Linked DNA regions of Homo sapiens: region 2 is linked to region 1. A link is an interaction called in ENCODE POLR2A ChIA-PET data of the cell type or tissue named here. Cell type or tissue: GM12878. All regions are shown on one strand. Each heading gives the region's core, and the rest is flanking DNA. Links, peaks and the distances in the headings are about the cores only.

Region 1 (5,367 bases), core at 228-5,227:
CGTGGGGTGGGGAAAGGCTGATGAACTCCTCAGGGAGGAGGCCGGAGAAGTCCTCCCGCACATGCTCCAGGAGCGAGTCGGCCGCCACCAGCGGGGACAGGCGGTCCTCGTCCACGGGAGCCCGCAGGCTGCCCATCCGGGACAACAGCGGTTCTGGGGAGACGGGGAGCATCACAGGCCGGGGATGCCCCAGCAGGGAGGAAGGCAGGGGCTGTCGTGCCTGCCCACCCCCCAGAAGAGGGGCCCTGCCCCACCCCACCCACCTACCCATCACCCACCTTGCTCCAGGCTGAGTAGAGACTGGCTGGGATCTGTGGTGAGGGATGAGGGGGGAGATGATGGTGGTGGTGACACTATGGTGGCAGAGTCAGTGGCCCTGTTCTCCTCCTCAGAAGTGACCTCCTGGGATGGGGTCTTCCCAGGGCTGATCCCACCTACGGTCTCCTCAGGGCACAGGAAAACATCGATCGGGCCTTGTTTGCTCTTAAGGGAGATCTGAAAGTTCTGGGTGGAAGCAGCAGGCAGGGTAAACTGAGGCCCAGGTGACCACCAGCCCAGCCCAGCCCAGCCCAGTTGGGCCCGGAGTTCCCAGATCTCACCTCCGAAGAGTCCACGGCTTGGAGCTGGGTCTCAGGAGGGGCTTTGATCACCATAACCATCTGCTCTGCAGGGTCTGCAATGCTACGAAGGTCCTGACACGTCACGTAGGCCAGGGTTGGCAGAGTCAAGGACCACATGACCTTTGACTTCTAGGGGGTCACTCACTCCAACAGCTCACAAGGCAGGGCTCACACCTGCCTAGTCACTCCTGTCCTCCCAACCTCCTACCCACTCAAAACCTACCTCACGCCTGAGTTTCAAGTTCCACATCTGTATAATGAAATCACTCTACCCATTGAATCCCAAGGTAATAATGGCTACCGGGAACGATTCCATGTAAAATGTTCAACACAACTCCAGGCCTGGTGCTGGGAATTTATTTTTTAGAGGCAGGGTCTCGCTATGTCACCCAGGCTGGAGTGATGTGGCTCAACCAGAGCTCACTGCAGCCTCAAACTCCTGGGCTCAAGTGATCCTCCCACCTCAGCCTCTTGAAGCACTAGGATTACAGGCATGAACCACCGCACCTAGCCACTTTTCTTTTTTAATCTGTACAATTTCAGAATTGGATATTATTATTCCCCTTTTATAGATAAAACTGAGGCCAAGAGGTTAAGCAATTTATCCAGTGTCACAACAGTGAGAAAATGCTGAGCCAGGACTTGCAACCAAAATCAGAGCTCTCTCTTAAATCCAAGCCTCTCTAGTCCCACTTGGGTGGAGCCCCTGCCTGCTAAGCCTGCCTTCCACACCCTACGGCCAATCCAAGGATATCGCTGGCTGTCAGTGTCCTCGGAGAGCAGGCGCAGCTGCGTAGTACAGATATTCATCAGGTGGTCCAGCTGCTGCTCGCTCTCCTGCAGCTGTCGGAGGTCCTGGGTCAACCCCTCAAGCCGTCCGCCGACGCCCACTGTGGTGTGGCTGCCCCTGTGGGGAGGCACCAGGGAGGGTAGGGTTAACAGCGATTGGCCCCTCTGGCCAGGAGCCCTGGGCCTCAGGACAGAGTCTGCTGTTGCCTCTGTTCTGTGAGGCCTAGGCAAGCCCTTGCTTCTGTCTGGGTCTGGCTCCTCAGCTGGGCTCCAAATCAGAGTGTCATGGGCTTGAAGTCTGGCCCGAATATAAACACCTACATGTCCCTCAACCAGGGCGGGATAAACAAATGATGGGACTGACATGCCACGAAATATTACACATGCACACACACATGCATTTCCAAGACATGCTGTCAAATGAAAAAAAAAAAAAGGCTGGGCTTGGTGGCTTATACCTATAATCCCAGCACTTTGGGGGGCTGAGGCCAGAGGATTGCTTGAGCCTCAGGAGTTTGAGACCAGCCTGGGCAACACAGTGAGACTCTGCCTCTACACAAAATCAAAGACATTAGCCAGACATGGTGGCATGTACTTGTAGTCCTAGCTACAGGTACGGAGCTTGAGCCCAGGAGGTTGAGGCTGCAGTGAGCTGTATTTGTGCCTCCATACTCCAGCCTGGGCGACAGAGCAACACCCTGTCTCAAACCACCCCCCTCCACCCAAAAAACCACAAAAGATGCAGAATGGAACGATCTACCAAAAAATGAAACGGCAGGTGTATCAAAGAAAGGGTAGTAGCATGATGACTGGCGCGAAGGCGAGAGGGGGAAAATAAAACAAGAATAAAATATCTATGCCAGACAGATCTCACCGAGGGCATGAGAAGCCAGGATAGTGGTGACCTGGCGGTGTGAGGGGTTGGCAATGACTGGAAAGGGGCACAAGAGAACCTTCTAGGGTGTTGAAAATGCTCTTATCTTGATCTGAATGGTGGCAACCCAGATGAATAAATATATAAAGCTGCGCGGGGCGCAGTGGCTCATGCCTGTAATCCCAGCACTTTGGGAGGCTGAGGCAGGCAGATCACCTGAGATCAGGAGTTCGAGACCAGACTGGCCAACATGGTGAAACCCCATTTCTACTACAAATACAAAAAGTAGCTGGGCATGGTGGCAGGCGCCTGTATCCCCAGCTATTCAGGAGGCTGAGGCAGGAGAAGCACCTGAACCTGGGAGGTAGAGGTTACAGTGAGCTGAGATTACACCACTGCACTCCAGCCTGGGTGACAGAGTGAAACTCCATCTAAAAAAGAAAAAAGTAAAGCTGCAACTGAGGTGGATATGTAAGATTTGTGTGCTTTTTACCATCTATCATCTCAGGGAAGCTACCTCTCCTCTCTGAGCCCGTTTCCCCAGCTATAAGATGGGGATGCAGGCAGCCACAGTGGGTATTACTACCAGCTCCTCCAGGCTGGCATGGGCAGGTGTGCCTGCCCTCCTGTGTGGCCGGTACCTACAGCCACTGGATGTGGTTCTTGGACTTCTTGGCAATGAGCTGGATGCCCTCAAGGACGTTGGTGATGTCATAGATGCGCCGCTTCTGCACCTTCAGCACCTCGGCAGCCCAGTTCAGGTCGACGACACCGTCAGCCGAGTGGCTCAGCAGCTCCAGGAAGCGCTTGGTGGTCAGATTCAGTGAGGTCTCATAGCGTGACTTCTCCCCCGGGGATTTCACACCTGTGGGGGTGTGGTCAGGCAAGACAGGGCCCTTCAGCATCCACCCCCACCTCCAGCCAGGCCTGCCACTCTGGCAGTGCAGGGCAGCAGGATGATGGGGGCTGGGGGACAGCCAGCTCCTTCCCCTTGGCGAGGCCAACCACAGCATTCTTCTTCTGGCTGGGGAACTCCTCACCCCTCAGGGCCTGGAGAAACCAAGCCAGGTGGCCACTCCAACTGCCCATCAGGGTCCTCAGAGGCCTGGCTCAAGCCCGACAAGCCAGACGTTAGCTTGCAAGCATGTTTGTCTGTTCACATCCCTAACCTGGGCCTGGTCACAGGGGGTCTGCCCAGCCCAAGCTCCATAGGTACCTTTTCCTGGATGGCGGCCTCTGCCCCGAGCTGGCCCACTGCTCTCGGCCAGGTACTGATGGTCAGTTTCCAGGTCCAGCCTCCGCTTCACCTGTGGCGAAAACGGGAGGATGCCCAGTAACCAGGAGTGAGGCCAGAAGAGACCTGGCTTAAGGCTGGGTGCCTCTGGGCTACCCTCGCCTCAGTTTCTCTAGCAGGATGCCTGAGTGTGTGACTGAGGGAGATCAGAGGGGACATAGCCTGAGAGTCACAGTCCTACCACACAGGACATTCCATTTTCACCACTTCTCTGGGGTCTAGCGGTGGATTTAAAACACATCCGCAAACTTTCTGATCCTTCTCCTTCAAAAGATATAGCCTAATTCTCCCCTTATGAGCCAGACCTGGTAACTTGCTTCTGGGGATGAATGAATGGAATGTGGTGGAAGGGATGGCCTGTCACTTTTGAGACTGGGTCAGAGGCGCTGGAGCTTCCTCCTTGCTCTGTATTGGGTCACTTACTCTGCCATATCATATGGGCACTCAAGTAGCCCTAATGATGGGCAAGAAACCATGGCCTCCTCCCAACAGCAACACTTAGTCACAACTTCTGTTAGCAGCCAGAACCCAAACACTGGCTGAATCTCCAGAGACCCCAAGCCAGAGCTGGATAAGTCTTCCCTGAATTCCTGACCCACAAAAACTATATAATAAATGTTTGTTGTTTTAAGGCACTATTTTTTTTTCTTTTTTAGACAGGGTATCGCTCTGTTGACTATGCTGGAGTGCAGTGGTATGATCACAACTCTCTGCAGCCTAGACTTCCTGGGCTCAAGCAATCCTCCCACCTCAGCCTTCCAAACAGCTGGGACCACAGGCGCATCCCTCCAAGACCAGCTAACTTTTCTATTTCTCGTAGAGATGGGGTCTCCCTATGTTGCCCAGACTGGTCTCAAACTCCTAGGCTCAAGCAATTCTCCCATCTCAGCCTTCACTGTAGTCGTGCTGGGACTAGTCAGCCACCATGCCCAGCTAAGCCACTGATTACATAGGTCCCTTGGCTAAATCACCTTCTCTCTGGTTTTTGACTAATCTATACGCATGGTAGCAGCTGGTGCTCATCAAGTTCCTTGCATCCATTAGTTCATTCCATTCAACGGACTGGCTGTATAAAAATGGCCCCATTTTCCAGATAAGGCAACTAAAGCCCAGGGAGGCCCAGGAAGTGGTAGAGTCAGGATTTGTACCCAAGACGGTCTGAGGAAGAACCCAAGCTCTAAGCACTCTGGCTTAGTTCAGACACTCCAGGATTGGGACTGTCCTGGAGGTCTCACAGGCTGCTCAAAAGTACCCGGACCAAAACCAGACTGATCTTCCCCTCCACCATCCACAGGGTTTCCTGAGCTAGAGTTCCTGACCTGTCACCCTCCTCACATGCAGCTACCAAGAACTGCTCATCACCACGGCGATCACCACCTTCCCAGTGGGCTGCTGAGCAGACTCCACACTGGTCTCCCTGCCTCTGCTGCAGCCAGTCCTCCTACAAACCTTACCATGCCGCCGCCCCTGCTTAAGGCCTTCCTCCAGCTCCCCATTGCCTTTGTACTCTCATCTGCCACTGCTTCTCTAGAGGAACCCGAGTCACGTTTTCCCAGAAATCTAGACTGCCCTTGCATCCCTCCCACCCTCCCCACTTCACGCCTGCTCCCTCTACCTCTGTGGGCAGAAACCTTACGCATCAGCTAGGAGGTGTCACCTCTTCTCCCTCTGAACTGCCTCAAACCCAACCTTTTGCCACATTCTGTCTCTCCCTACACATTTCTGCAGATGTATCTATCTCACCCTCAGAGGTGTCTGAATCACTTGAGAATCTATAGTGTCTGCCATGG
Region 2 (5,367 bases), core at 194-5,193, 210 kb before region 1:
AAAAAAAAAAAAAGGCTGGGCATGGTTGCTCATACCCGCATACCTGTAATCCCTGCACTTTGGGAGACTGAGGCAGGCAGATCACTTGTGGTCAGGAGTTCAAAACCAGGCTGACCAACATGGCAAAACCCTGTCTCTACCAAAAATACAAAAGTTATCTGGGCATGGTGGCAGGCGTCTGTAATCCCAGTACATGAGAGGCTGAGGCAGGAGAATCACTTGAACCCAGGAGGCGGAGGTTGCAGTGAGCCAAGATCGTGCCACTGCACTCCAGCCTGGGCAACACAGAGACTTCATCTTGAAAGGAAGAAGGAAGGAAAGCTGGGCACTATGGCTCATGCCTGTAATCCCAGCACTTTGGGAGGCCGAAGCAGGCAGATCACGAGGTCAGGAGATCGAGACCATCCCGGCTAACACGGTGAAACCTGTTTCTACTAAAAATACAAAAAATTAGCCAGGTGTGGTGGCAAGTACCTGTAGTCCCAGCTACATGGGAGGCTGAGGTAGGAGAATCACTTGAACCCGGGAGGCGGAGGTTACAGTGACCTGAGATCGTGCCACTGCACTCCAGCCTCGGCGACAGAGAGAGAGAGAGAGAGAAACAGAGAGAAAGAAAGGAAGGAAAGAAAGCGAGAGAGAGAGAGGGGGAGAGAGAGAGAGAGAGAGAGAGAGAGGAAGGAAGGAAGGAAGGAAGGAAGGAAGGAAGGAAGGAAGGAAAGAAGGAAGGAGAAAATCAAGGATGATGAGGTTTAGGACGCACGTACTGAGTCCTTACTATCTGCCAGATGCCTTCCTTGCATTATCTTTCCTCATCCTCAGGACTGTTCTCTATGATGAGGCCTCAGGGGGCTGCATTTCAGCTGGGGAAATTGAGAGCTTAGGTGATCTGCCCAAGGACTCACTCTCAGTAGCAGATCTGGATTAACGCAGGTAGGCCTGACTCCCAAGCCTAACCTCCTAACCATGAGGCTCTTCTGCAAGCATCCTCCACTCTAGGCCTCAGTTTCCCCATTCATAGCAGTCAGAGACTCTGTTGATGAGGGCTCACTGAGAGCCAGACACCAGTTTGCCACCTGGCCCATTGCACTTAATCCTATTACTGCATTTGAATCTATGACATGTTATAACCACGGGGCCATGCTGCCTTGGTTTTACCTGCTCACTCTCAAGTTGATGATAAGTGAGTTTCCAAGTCCAAGAGTCTCCAGGAACGTTGCAGACTTCCTCTACAAACAGGATCAGGAAGAGAAGATCTCAGCAGAAAGGCACCCCGGGGTGGGACAGGCCAGGGCTGAGAGTGATTGGGCAGCCACAGACTAGACTAGCCAAGCTGGTCAGGGTCAGGGTGGGGGTGCAGTATAGAGGATCCTTTGTCAGGGCAGAAGCTGCAAGCCTCCCCATCCCCACCATCTGGCTCCAGCTCCAGCCCAGTGATGCATGATGAGGAGAATGTTGGGGGGGTGTTGCTGAGGGCTGCCCACCTGCTCTGCCTCCTGGGATAAGCCAACCCGAGACCTCCCAGGCCCATCTGGCTAACACATCCCTAGGCCCTGACCACCCCTGGGACTCCTTTTGACAGACTGAAATTGGCCGGGAGTGTGGCCAGCCTGTCAGGGTCACAGGTCACCATTAATCTGCCAGAACAAGGGAGGGCAGGCGGGTGGGCAAGCAGCCGGTGTGGGCAAAGCCCTGGCAGTTCCTGCCGTCTGCTGTGGTGGCTGTGGAGAGAGGCTTTCCTCTTCTGGGAGGCAGGGAGATGGATTAGAAAGAATCTAGGACCCTAGGAAAATTGAAGATACTCACGTCTCACTACCCAGCAATTCCACTTCTAGGTGGGGCCCCAGTGAAACTCACCCCTGTGCACAAGGTGTCATTGAAGCATAGCATGTGATAGTGAAATACCAGAAGAAAAGTAAGCGCCCATCAATAGGGAACAGGATAAATATAAAAACTGAGACAATCATATTCAATGATTAAGGCTGAGAACTGAGGTCCTCTATGTCAACAAGATTTGACTGTTTCAAGAAATTCTTACCTGGAAAGATAAGACTGTAAACCAATAAATAGCCTCACCGTTTGCCTCAGGAAACTCTTGCAAACCAATTTTTTTTTTTTTTTTTGCAAGAAGTTGGTTCACCTTGGCAAATACTTCCCTTTTTCAGACAACACTTTACTCTTCAATGTATCAAGAGCTTCTTCTCAAATGGTGAGCACTCCTAAGCTCTTTTTTTTTTTTTTTTTTCAGACAGTCTCACTGTCACCCAGGCTGAAGTGCAGTGGTGCAATCTCAGCTCACTGCAACCTCCGCCTCCTGGGTTCAAGCCATTCTCCCGTCTCAGCCTCCCAAGTAGCTGGGATTACAGGCGCCCACCACCACGCCTGGCTAATTTTTGTATTTTTAGTAGAGATGGGGTTTCCCCATGTTGGTCAGGCTGGCCTCAAACTCCTGGCCCCAGGTGATCCACCCACCTCGGCCTCCCAAAGTGCTGGGATTATAGGTGTGAGCCACCACACCCGGCCACTTTTTTTTTTTAAGGGACAGCATCTTCCTTTGATGCCCAGGCTGGAGTGCAGTGGCATGGTCATAGCTCCCTGCAGCCTTGAACTCTTGGTCTCAAGCATTCCTCCCACCTCAGCCTCTCAAGTAGCTGGGACTTACAGGTGTGTGCCACCACACCTGGCTAATGTTTAAACTTTTTGTAGAGATGGGGTCTCACTATGTTGACCAGGCTCATGGGATGTTTTTGTTTTTGTTTTTGTTTTACTCTTGTTGCCCAGGCGGGAGTGCAATGGAACCATCTCGGTTCACTGTAAACTCCACCTCCTGGGTTCAAGCGATTCTCCTGCCACAGCCTCCAGAGTAGCTGAGGTTACAGGCATGCGCCACCACCCCCAGCAAATTTTTTAGTAGAGGCAGGGTTTCTCCATGTTGGTCAGGCTGGTCTTGAACTCCCGGCCTCAGGTGATCCGCTCACCTCAGCCCCCCAAAGTGCTGGGAATCCAGATATGAGCCACTGGTCCCAGCCACAAACAAATGGCATAATTTCTTTTTTTTTCTTTTTATTTTTTGACACGGAGTTTCGCTTTTTTGCCCAGGCTGGAGTGCAGTGCTGCGATCTCGGCTCACTGCAACCTCAGCCTCCTGGGTTCAAGCTATTCTCTTGCCTCAGCCACCCCCCGAGGAGCTGGGATTACAGGCATGTGCCACCACACCTGGCTAATTTTTGTATTTTTAGTAGAGAGGGGGTTTCACCGTGTTGGCCAGGCTGGTCTCGAACTCCTGACCTCAGATAATCCACCCATCTTGGCCTCCCAAAGTGCTGGAATTACAGGTGTGAGGCACCGCGCCCGGCCATGGGCTGTTTTTATAATAGCCATCCGATGGGTGTTTAAAGTGGGATTTAAAAAAAATACGGGCCAGATGTGGCTCACACCTTTAATCCCAGCACTTGAGGAGGCTGAGGCAGATGGATTACTTGAGCTCAGGAGTTCGAGACCAGCCTGGCCAACATGGCGAAACCCCATCTCTACTAAAAACACAAAAATTAGCCAGGCGTGGGGCAGGTGCCTGTAATCCCTGCTACTGGAGAGGCTGAGGCAAGAGAATCCCTTGAACCTGGGAGGCAGAGGTTGCAGTGAGCCAAGACTTCCTCTCAAAAAAAAAAAAAATACAGATGGGATGGGCCAGTGCAGTGGCTCACGCCTGTAATCCCAACACTTTGGGAGGCTGAGGTGAGCAGATCACTTGAGGTTAGGAGTTTGAGACCAGCCTGGCCAACATGGTGAAACCCCGTCTCTACTAAAAATACAAAATTAGCTGGGCATGGTAGCGTGCACCTGTAATCTCAGCTACTTGGGAGGTTGAGGTAGGAGAATCGCTTGAACTTGGGAGGCACAGGTTGGAGTGAGCCTAGATCACACCATTGCACTCCAGTCTGGGTGACAGAGCAAGACCATGTCTCAAAAAATAAAAAAATACAGATGGACCACGACTTACACCTATAATCCCAACACTTTAGGAGTCCGAAGCAGGCAGATGACCTGAGATCAGGAATTTGAGACCAGCCTGGGCAACATGGTGAAACCCCGTCTCTACTAAAAAGACAAAAAAGTAGCCTGGCCTAGTGGCGCATGCCTATAATCCCAGCTACTCAGAGGGCTGAGACAGTAGAATTGTTGAACCCCGGAGGCGGAGGTTGCAGTGAACTGAGATGGTGCATCCCTACATATGTATATAGGGATGGATGCGGTGGCTCAACCCTATAATTCCAGCACTTTGGGAGACCGAGGCGGGCGGATCACTTGAGGCCAGGAGTTCAAGACCAACCTGGCCAACATGGGGAAACCCTGTCTCTACTAAAAATATAAAACAGCCGGGCGTGGTGGCAGGCTCCTGTAATCCCCACTACTTGGAAAGCTGAGGCAGGAGAATCACTTGAACCTGGGAGGCAGAGGTTGCAATGAGCCAAGATCACACCATTGCACTTCAACCTGGGCAACAGAGTGAGACTCTGTCTCAAAAAAAAAAAAAAAAAAAAAAAAAAGGCCGGGCGCAGTGGCTCACGCCTGTAATCCCAGCACTCTGGGAGGCTGAGGCAGGGGGAACACCTGAGGTCACGAGATCAAGACCAGCCTGGCCATGGTGAAACCTCGTCTCCAATAAAAATACAAAAAAGTAGCTGGGCATGGTGGTGCGCACCTGTAATCCCAGCTACTCGGGAGGCTGAGGCAGGAGAATCGCTTGAACCTGGGAGGCGGAGGCTGCAGTGAGCTGACACAGTGCCATTGCACTTCAGCCTCGGCAACAAGAGCGAAACTCCGTGTCAAATAAAAAAAAATATATATATATGTGTATATATATATATATGTATATATCCCCATTGTGCAGAAGAGGAAGAGGAGGAGGCTCAGAGGGTCCAGGGAGCCACCCACAGCCACATATGGCAGAAGTAGGATCTGACCTTAGCACTGAAATTCTTACCCTCTATAATTTGGTGCCTTCCACGGAACCTTATCCTGATCCCAAGAGTTCAGTAGAGGGTCCTACACATCAGGAAGTTTAAGTAACTCAGTGATAGTAATAACTTATATTTAATGAGCACTTGCCAAGCACCAGGCCCCTTGCTAAGCTCTGAATCCTCACAACCCTAGTGAGCAGGTTTTTGTTTTTGTTTTTTTTGAGACAGTCTTGCTGTCATCGAGGCTGGGGTGCAGTGGCACAGTCACAGCTCCTCATCCTACCTCAGCCTCCCAGGTAGCTGGGACTACAGTTGTGCACCACCACACCCAGCTAATTTTTGTATTTTTGGTACAGATGGGGTTTCACCATGTTGCCCAGGCTGGTCTCGAACTTCTGGGCTCAAGCAA

What was found. Peaks named below come from ENCODE experiments on the same cell type or tissue, not always from the same donor. Only the 100,000 strongest peaks of a DNase experiment are listed, where the experiment ranks them.
Region 2: POLR2A ChIA-PET joins it to region 1 with 5 read pairs; 2 of 35 experiments call an interaction of 5 or more read pairs at or near these places.

The regions. Positions count from the first base shown.
Region 1 is chr20:33,676,827-33,682,193 of GRCh38, forward strand. It overlaps E2F1 (E2F transcription factor 1), which reads right to left. Exons shown (of 7, transcript NM_005225.3): 2 at 3,500-3,590; 3 at 2,929-3,148; 4 at 1,375-1,527; 5 at 600-714; 6 at 279-504; 7 at 1-153. Among named protein-coding and RNA genes, the nearest start is that of NECAB3, 5.1 kb to the left of the region's middle. RefSeq lists enhancers at 2,689-3,308, 2,998-3,377, 3,309-3,927. In GM12878, for the core only: no CTCF peak of the experiment used is centred there; a DNase peak (open chromatin) is centred at 3,115; H3K27ac peaks cover 1,278 bases.
Region 2 is chr20:33,464,292-33,469,658 of GRCh38, forward strand. No RefSeq gene overlaps it. Among named protein-coding and RNA genes, the nearest start is that of CBFA2T2, 23 kb to the right of the region's middle. In GM12878, for the core only: no CTCF peak of the experiment used is centred there; no DNase peak of the experiment used is centred there.